Regions from separate parts of the Homo sapiens genome. Here region 1 is linked to region 2. A link is an interaction called in ENCODE POLR2A ChIA-PET data of the cell type or tissue named here. Cell type or tissue: CD4-positive, alpha-beta T cell. All regions are shown on one strand. Region 1 has its middle 13 kb from the start of SHLD1. Region 2 overlaps CRLS1 (cardiolipin synthase 1).

What was found. Peaks named below come from ENCODE experiments on the same cell type or tissue, not always from the same donor. Only the 100,000 strongest peaks of a DNase experiment are listed, where the experiment ranks them.
Region 1: POLR2A ChIA-PET joins it to region 2 with 5 read pairs; 2 of 35 experiments call an interaction of 5 or more read pairs at or near these places.

What each region holds. Positions count from the first base shown.
Region 1 is chr20:5,735,707-5,739,706 of GRCh38, forward strand. No RefSeq gene overlaps it. Among named protein-coding and RNA genes, the nearest start is that of SHLD1, 13 kb to the right of the region's middle. In CD4-positive, alpha-beta T cell, no CTCF peak of the experiment used is centred here; DNase peaks (open chromatin) are centred at 1,805 and 2,465; H3K27ac peaks cover 1,658 bases.
Region 2 is chr20:6,031,317-6,035,316 of GRCh38, forward strand. CRLS1 (cardiolipin synthase 1) reads left to right here. Exons shown (of 7, transcript NM_019095.6): 4 at 1-54; 5 at 696-764; 6 at 3,148-3,239. Among named protein-coding and RNA genes, the nearest start is that of LRRN4, 21 kb to the right of the region's middle. In CD4-positive, alpha-beta T cell, no CTCF peak of the experiment used is centred here; no DNase peak of the experiment used is centred here.

The DNA.
Region 1 (4,000 bases), 300 kb before region 2:
CGCCACTGCACTCCAGCCTGGGTGACAAAGCAAGGCTTCGTCTTAAAAAAAAAAAAAATCACACACACACACACACACACACACACACACACACACGCACGCACACAATAAAATGAAGAAATTTTGCATGACAAAAAGTACAATAAGCAAACTAAAAAATAACCCCACCATAAATAAAGTCAAAAGACAGGTAAATGACTTGGAGGAAATAATTTGCAACATGTATTACATGTGTTATGGATAAAGGGATTAATCCCCTTATCTGTCTATTGAACAAGTTGAGAGGGAGAAATTGGCTGGAGAACAGAAAGGAAGAGAAGGGGAGGGAAAGGAAGAAAAGGGAAGAGAAGGAAGGGGAGAGGAGGGGAGGAGAGGAGAGGAGAAGGAAGGGAAGAAAATGAACAGAGTGAGTATCCTGTGAACATGCTGGGACAGAGGATAGGGCATAGGAAGACAAAAAGGGACTGTCATCAACTTTGGTGCTAAACGAAGGGAAAGAGGAGCAGGTGGCCCAGATCTGGATGGGTTTGGATGTTTAATTGCATGAGGAAGCAAGTCAACAGCTGCGAAGGAGAAGAGGGAAATTTAAAATAATCCTGGTGGAGGGGAGGAGCCTGTATTTGGCTAAAAGACCAGACTCTGTTGAGTGAGTGCAGCTGGTGAGGATGAATTTACAAAGGAGTTGTTGTCCCTATGAGTGACTTTTCCCTGGCAGTTCTTGAGAATAGAGTTATTTGACTTTTTATTGTCTTCTCACGCAAAGGAGTCCCTTCTAATTTGACTTTGTCATTATGGGAACTTTTTCCCTACAGATCCATAAGGAGGAAAGAAATGAAGGGATGGTCAGCAAAAAGCAGTTTAATTACTACTAAAAATAGCATAGGCCGGGTGCAGTGGCTCACAACTATAATCCTAGCACTTTGGGAGGCTGAGATGGGTGGATCACTTGAGGTCAGGAGTTCGTGACCATCCTGGCCAACATGGCAAAACCCTGTCTCTACTAAAAATATAAAAATTAGTTGGGCTCAGTGGCATGTACCTGTAATCCCAGCTATTAGAGAGGCTGAGGCAGGAGAACAGCTTGAACCTGGGAGGCAGAGGTGGCAGTAAGCCGAGATCATGCCACTGCACTCCAGCCTGGGCAACAGAGCGAGACTCCATCTTAAAAAAAAAAAAAAAAAAAGCATAGACAAGGCATGGTGGTTTACGCCTGTAATCCCAGCACTGTGGGAGCCTGAGGTGGGAGGACTGCTTGAGCCCAGGAGTTCAAGACCAGTCTGGACAACACAGTGAAACTCCCTGTGTAGCTAGGCATGGTGGTACATGCCTTGTATTCCCAGCTACTTGGTGGGAAGTGGGGAGGGAGAATAGGGTGGACTGCTAAGGCAGGAAGATCACTTGATCGTGGGAGATCAAGGCTGCAGTGAGCCATGATCGTGCCACAGCACTCCAGCCTGGGTGACACAGTGAAATCCTGTCTCAAAATAAATACAAATTTTAAAAGTATGTTCAATTCATTAAGTTTGTCAAGTAAAACAAGTAAGCAACATCAGACACAGAGAGAGGTAGAAAAACTCAGAAGTTTCTGAAAGGGACATTACGGACAACTGTTAGGGGAAGGCTGGTGGTAAGTTTTTCTTATCACCTTAATTCAGAGGACACTCTCACTACTTTTTGCAACATGGTTGGGTGACTAAGCCCTTGCTCAGAGTTCAAAGTCCTAATGCTATTAATCTCTGAGATGATTCTCTGAAGAGGGTAGGACGCAGATTGTCTACGTCTGAAGTGGCTGTGGGTGCAGAAGATATCTAAACATTTGCAATTTGTTTGTTCCTTCTTTGCCACAACCCCACCCCCACTCCATGCAATCTGCAGATTAAATACACATGAATTGTTTCCTGTTATGAAAATCTCCTCTGCTGGGTGCAGTGGCTCATGCCATGACTGAGATCACGCCATTGCACTTCAGCCTGGGCGACAGGGCGAGACTCCATCCCAAAAAAAAAAAAGAAAATCTCCTCATGCCCAGGGCTCATAAGAATGGCCTTGGGCCTTAGGGGATGGTAAATTACATGCTAAGAGAATGTGAACATGGCTAAGTTATTTTGTAAAGGGGAAAAGGCATTAGGACCTTGGCATCCTTAATGAGAGCAGAATACTGACTAATGCTCCATAGAAAAGATTAGCAAATCTGTAATGACAATATTATTAAAAAGAAAAAAAAAAAGCCAGTCCTCTGGGGTTCAGAGGAAGGAAAAGTCTCAGGTGTCCTGCCTGGAAAGCTATGTCTGCATCTAAGTACTGCCAGAGCCCCAGCTCTGTGGGTCTGCAGGGCTGTGCACCAGAAGACCGAAAAGCTGCTATGGAGTCACTGGTCTGCTTTGATGGGTAGCTGCTGTTTGTTGGGAAACTGCTGTTTTCAGGTAGGGAAGGATGTGATGTCAGGGAGAACCCAGCCAGAGTTGAGATTTCCTTGCTGTTTGAAGGTAGATTGTCAGCGTGGGCTTGTTTCTGTGGGTTATGTTGACCTGGAAGTCTTCCAGCCCTTAGATCCATAGGGCTGGTTCTAGGCAAGAAGGTCTGTGTCTCCCTCCTGAGAAGCCTCCGATACCCCCTGACTCTGGGAGAGACTTCTAGGCATCATTCTAATAACCCAGCTTCAAACTTACTGCCTATGCAGAGAGCTGATGTGAAAGTATTTGCATTTTGAAGGGGGACTCCACAGGACTCAAAGAAATGCATTTCATTTTGTTTTGTTTTAAGATAGTCTCACTCTGTTACCCAGGCTGGAGTGCAGTGGCACAATCTAGGCTCACTGCAACCTCTGCCTCCCAGGTTGAAGCAATTCTCCTGCCTCAGCCTCCTGAGTAGCTGGGACTACAGGCGTGTGCCACCATGCCTGGCTAATTTTTTGTATTTTTTGGTAGAGATGGGGTTTCACCATGTTGGCCAGGCTGGTCTCCAACTCCTGGCTTCAAGTGATCCACCTGCCTCGGCCTCTGAAAGTGCTGGGATTGCAGGCGTGAGCCACCACATCTGTCCAGGAATGCATTTCTAATGGTGGAACTGCAAGTACGTAGAGTGAAAAAGATACTTTGGGCAGGATGTTCTACCCTGTGCTGTTCAAATTACCTGTTAAATAGGAATCAGGTAATTTGTGGGTATTAGTGGGTAGCCACCCACTTCATCCTTTTGAGAGCCTGGCTCTGCCCTTTGGAAGTTTAGAAACATCTGGCTCACCGTTTTTCTGAAAAGTATGCTGACTTCAGTCAGTTGTAAGGACTTACTGATAATGAGTATTTACAACTAGACACTATTAGTGGACAGCAGGTTAAGTGCTTTTCTCTTTCAGAGAAAAGGTTTTATTATCTCCTTTTTTTTTTTTTAGGGGGGGACAGGGTCTCACTCTGTTACCCAGGCTGGAGTGTTGTGGCATGGTGTCGGCTCACTGCAACCTCCATCTCTCAGGTTCAAGCAATTCTCCTGCCTCAGCCTCTCGAGTAGCTGGGATTACAGGCACCCACTATCACACCCAGCTAATTTTTGTATTTTTAGTAGAGACCATGTTTCACCATGTTGGCCAGGCTGGCCTCAAACTCCTGACCTCAGGTGACCCACCCGCCTCGGCCTCCCAAAGTGCTGGGATTACAGGCGTGAGCCACCGTGCCCGGCTGCCTCCTTTTTATAGAACAGGAACAACAGGAGCCCCAGGAGCTGGTGCTGCGGCCTGCAGGAGACATGAAGTTAGCACTTTGCCTCTCTCCTGAGTCTATATGGCCATCCACAACAAAGGAGGAAGCCAATTAAAGATAATAAGCCTAAGGAAAGCGATGTCTTCAGATTATTTTCTACTTCAATTGAGTTGGGGCATCTGAGTTTCTTAATTACACATTTTTCTTTCATTTATGCTTTTATTAGTGATTTTCCATGGCTTGGGCTTTAAGAAAGCCACTTTAGCAACGAGGCACTCTGACACTGGGGTTGTTATAACACACATGAG
Region 2 (4,000 bases):
GTAATGTTGATTGCTGCTGTTTTTTATGTCAGATACCGAACTCTTCCAACACCAGTGAGTTTGTTTCCAAAAAGTATTCTTTTAGCATTATATATGATTTAAGGAAAAAGCAAAAAGACATATTTTTGCGTCAACATCTTTTCAATTGATGGCACGTGAAACCCAGACTAGCCAGCCCCTATCCCTAGAAGCAAATTCTTTAAAGGTGTTTCATATAGGTCCAGGCCATATTGTCTAATTTAACCTCTACCATGGATAGTCTAGAATTGGTTTTAAAAATCACAGTTGTATGAACATGGGATGGTTTGTTTGCATATTTATTCACAGGCTCTATAAATACTTGAACACATACGCATAGCATATTAACCTCTTTTGGCTCCCAATGTACTGAAAATAGAGCAGTAGAGCAGTATTTTGTTCATTTTATTTTTTAATTCAAAAAAGAAAATAGTGAATAAGGGAATTTTGAGTTTAGTAAAATTTTATAAAGCAAACTATATGATAGGTATTGTGTTCGAATTTTACAGCAATTGAAAAATCTATACATTTTTTAAAATCAATATTCAGTATATATTGAATGTATGATTTATAAAGTTATGTTGTTACCTAAGTATAATAACAAAATGTCTATTTTAAATAAAAATGTTATTTTAAACAATAAGTTAATTACTTTATCTTTTTTGGTCCTCTGCCAGCGAACACTTGCCAAGTATTTCAATCCTTGCTATGCCACTGCTAGGTTAAAACCAACATTCATCAGCAAGGTAAGAGAATGCAATGTTCTTTGAAGTTATTCCTTTGTAAATTTTTATTATACAGGATATAAACCTTAGTCAAGAACAGCTGAAAATGAGACAAATTTAAATGCATTGAGTATAGAGGCTAGAGAGTAGCGTTGGGCAGGCAGTTTTAACCTAGTTTGTCCTCCGTGTTTTTTGGATCATCCTTATACATGTTGTGCCTTGAGTTGGTGGTCTGAGAGTTTAAGCTCTGAATGAGGTAATCGGGCCACTGTTTAGGGAAAGGGAATTGAAATGTAATTGTTCCTTTTTTTTTTTTTTTTTTTGAGACAAGGTCTTACTTTGTTGCCCAGGCTGGTATGGAACTCCTGGCTTCAAGCAATTCTCCTGCCTTGGGTTCCCAAATTATTGGGATTACAGGAGTGAGCCACCAAGCTTGGCTGTAACTGCTTCTTAATTCAGTTTCACAGATTATGAAGAGTCCCTGGTGGTTTCACTCCCTCCTTCCCTGTGGTGAAAATACCAAATGGCTGTTCATTTTCAGGATTGATAGTTAAGTGGAAAGGGATAGGAAAATAGGAAAAAGTTTTGTTCACTAATAAACAACTGCTACTCTTAGTTGTCCATTCTGTTTTCCCGAGCATTCAGGGCAATAAGTATATGCCAGTCTACCTCTCAAGCCATATTTGTTTTTCTAGTAGCTTTGATAAGTTTTCTCAGTTCATTCTTTTGTCCCATCTTTAATGTCAAGGATTTAACAGGTTAAGAATGCCCATCATTTTTGGGAGAGAAGGGTAGTTGCTTCTATACAGAACTCCCTGGGGTGGACTTTCATCTACATGCATAGGGTTTGGGGTTTTTTTGTTGTTTTTTGTTTGTTTGTTTGTTTGGCTTCAAGTGACTTGTGTTTATATTGTATGGCAATTTGAGTGTAGCGTTACATGGAAAGTGCTTAAAGAGGTACGGGGACAAGTGCCTTAAACCCTTATAGGAAGCCCTTAGGATAAAATTTACATTTTATTTTATTTTATATTTTATATTTTATTTTATTTTAATTTAATTTAATTTTATTTTATTTTATTATTTTTTATAGATGAATTTTTGCTCTTGTTGCCCAGGCTGGAGTGCAATGACGCGATCTTGGCTCACTGCAACCTCCTCCTCCCGGGTTCAAGCGATTCTCCTGCCTCAGTCTCCCAAGTAGCTGAGATTACAGGCATGCGCCACCACGCCCAGCTAATTTTTTTTTTGTATTTTTTAGTAGAGACGGGGTTTCACCATGTTGGTCAGACTGGTCTCAAACTCCTGACCTCAGGTGATCCACCCATCTCGGCCTCCCAAAGTGCTGGGCTTACAGGCGTGAGCCACTGCGCCTGGCTATTATTTATTTTTTAAATGAAGTAGAATCCTTCTCATTTGGCTGCAGAACGGGTGATAGAACAGAGGTGCTCGTCTGCTTCACTCGCTTTTTCATACTTTGCAGACTCTTCCATGGAGTGCTTCTCATGATGATAGAGGGAGTCTCCAGTGTATTTCTTGTTCTATTTTCTTTTCTCCCCAGTGCTGTCTTTTAGTGTAGGGAAGCCTACTCATTTCCTCCTTGAGAGAGGTTCTTTTATGGAGATGAGTGCTTTTTCTTTGAAACGGGGTCTTGCGCTGTCTGCCCAGCCTTGAGTGCAGTGGCGCAATCATAGCTCACTGCAGCCTTGACTTCCCAGGCTCAAAATATCCTACCACCTCAGCCCCCCAAGTAGCTGAGAGTACAGGTGCACACCACCATGCTTGGCTGGTTTTTAACTAGCTGGTTTCAAACTCCTGGGCTCAAGTAGTCCTTCTGCCTCAGCCTCCCAAAGTGTTGGGATTGCAGGCATGAACCACTGCATCTGTCCTGAGATGAGTGCCTTTTAATTTTCTAACCTCACAAGGTTTGACAGGTAGGCAAGAAAGGAGCATCGGATAAGGCCCCAGGAAATCTAGGTTCCAGCTTTGGTTCTGTTGTCTGCTGTGACTGCAGGCAAGTCACCTAACTCATTACCCTTTTACCCATGAAGAGGTAGCTTAGTTATTTTCGTATTCCATTTTAATGGGCAGTTGGAAAAAAGGCAAATAATTTTGTAACATTTTTGAGTTGCTGTGAGAATTCAAGGTAGTGGTATTTTCTGACAGTTGTCATTACTCTTGCTCTTAAGGGCAGCTGTGCAGACAGATGGGTCAGTTAGTGAAGCTGACCCTTTTGTGTGTGCTCACCTGTGAATGCAAGCTTATTGGGCAGGGATAGTGTAGATGAACAGCAAGCATGCTGAGGGTATGTCATGTTATAGTGTGATGGGCTGTGCTTTTGTCTTGAAAGCTTGAAATAGGATCCAGTTGGCACTATTCACTTAGAACTTTTTCTTTTTTTATTTAGGTGAATACAGCAGTCCAGTTAATCTTGGTGGCAGCTTCTTTGGCAGCTCCAGTTTTCAACTATGCTGACAGCATTTATCTTCAGATACTATGGTAAGCTAAATTTAGAATCACTCTCTTAGAATGTCAACAGAATGACTTATGGTGATAGCCCTAGAATGACCTTGTTCTTACAGCATTTGTTGAGCACTGACTGGGTAAAGCTGTGGCTATATTTGGTGATTGATACCATTGTTAAGACGCTTCCTGCCAAGTATGAGATGGAGAAGTTAGCTTTCATACAAATTAAAAGGGATAAAAGGTACTGATAATGTGTTAAGGGTTTTGGAGGAAGAGATAACTTCGTAGGAAGAAGAGGGACAGTTTCAGGAAGGAAGTGGCATTTGTTGCATGAAGTGGATTGTGTGTAGGAAGAGACTGAGAGGAGACCACTAGGTGAAAGACAGGGCCTAAGCCAAGAGATAGAGTGTAGGAGAGAGGGTAGGGAAGCTGAGTCCAGCCTGTTGAAAAGGGTGTTGTAGGAGGGAAAACTGGAGAGAGGAGTTTGAATTTTATTATACTAATTGCTTATTTATCATCTTAAAAGTGTGTCAAATTCACGCTTTCAGAGTTCAAAATAGTCACATTGACATTGGAGTATTATATTTTGGCACAATTTTAACTAGAATTAAAATTATCTTGCTTGGTACAGTCTGGACCAGAAAGTGGTGGCTAATCACAGTCAGTTAAGCCAGGCAGTCTTTTAAAAAATGACAACTACTCTAAACTTTTTATTTTAATTAAAAATATTTAAGTGTACATTTATCCCAGTTCATCTTATACCTTCTGATATAGGATGAAGGCTTTTTGAGTGT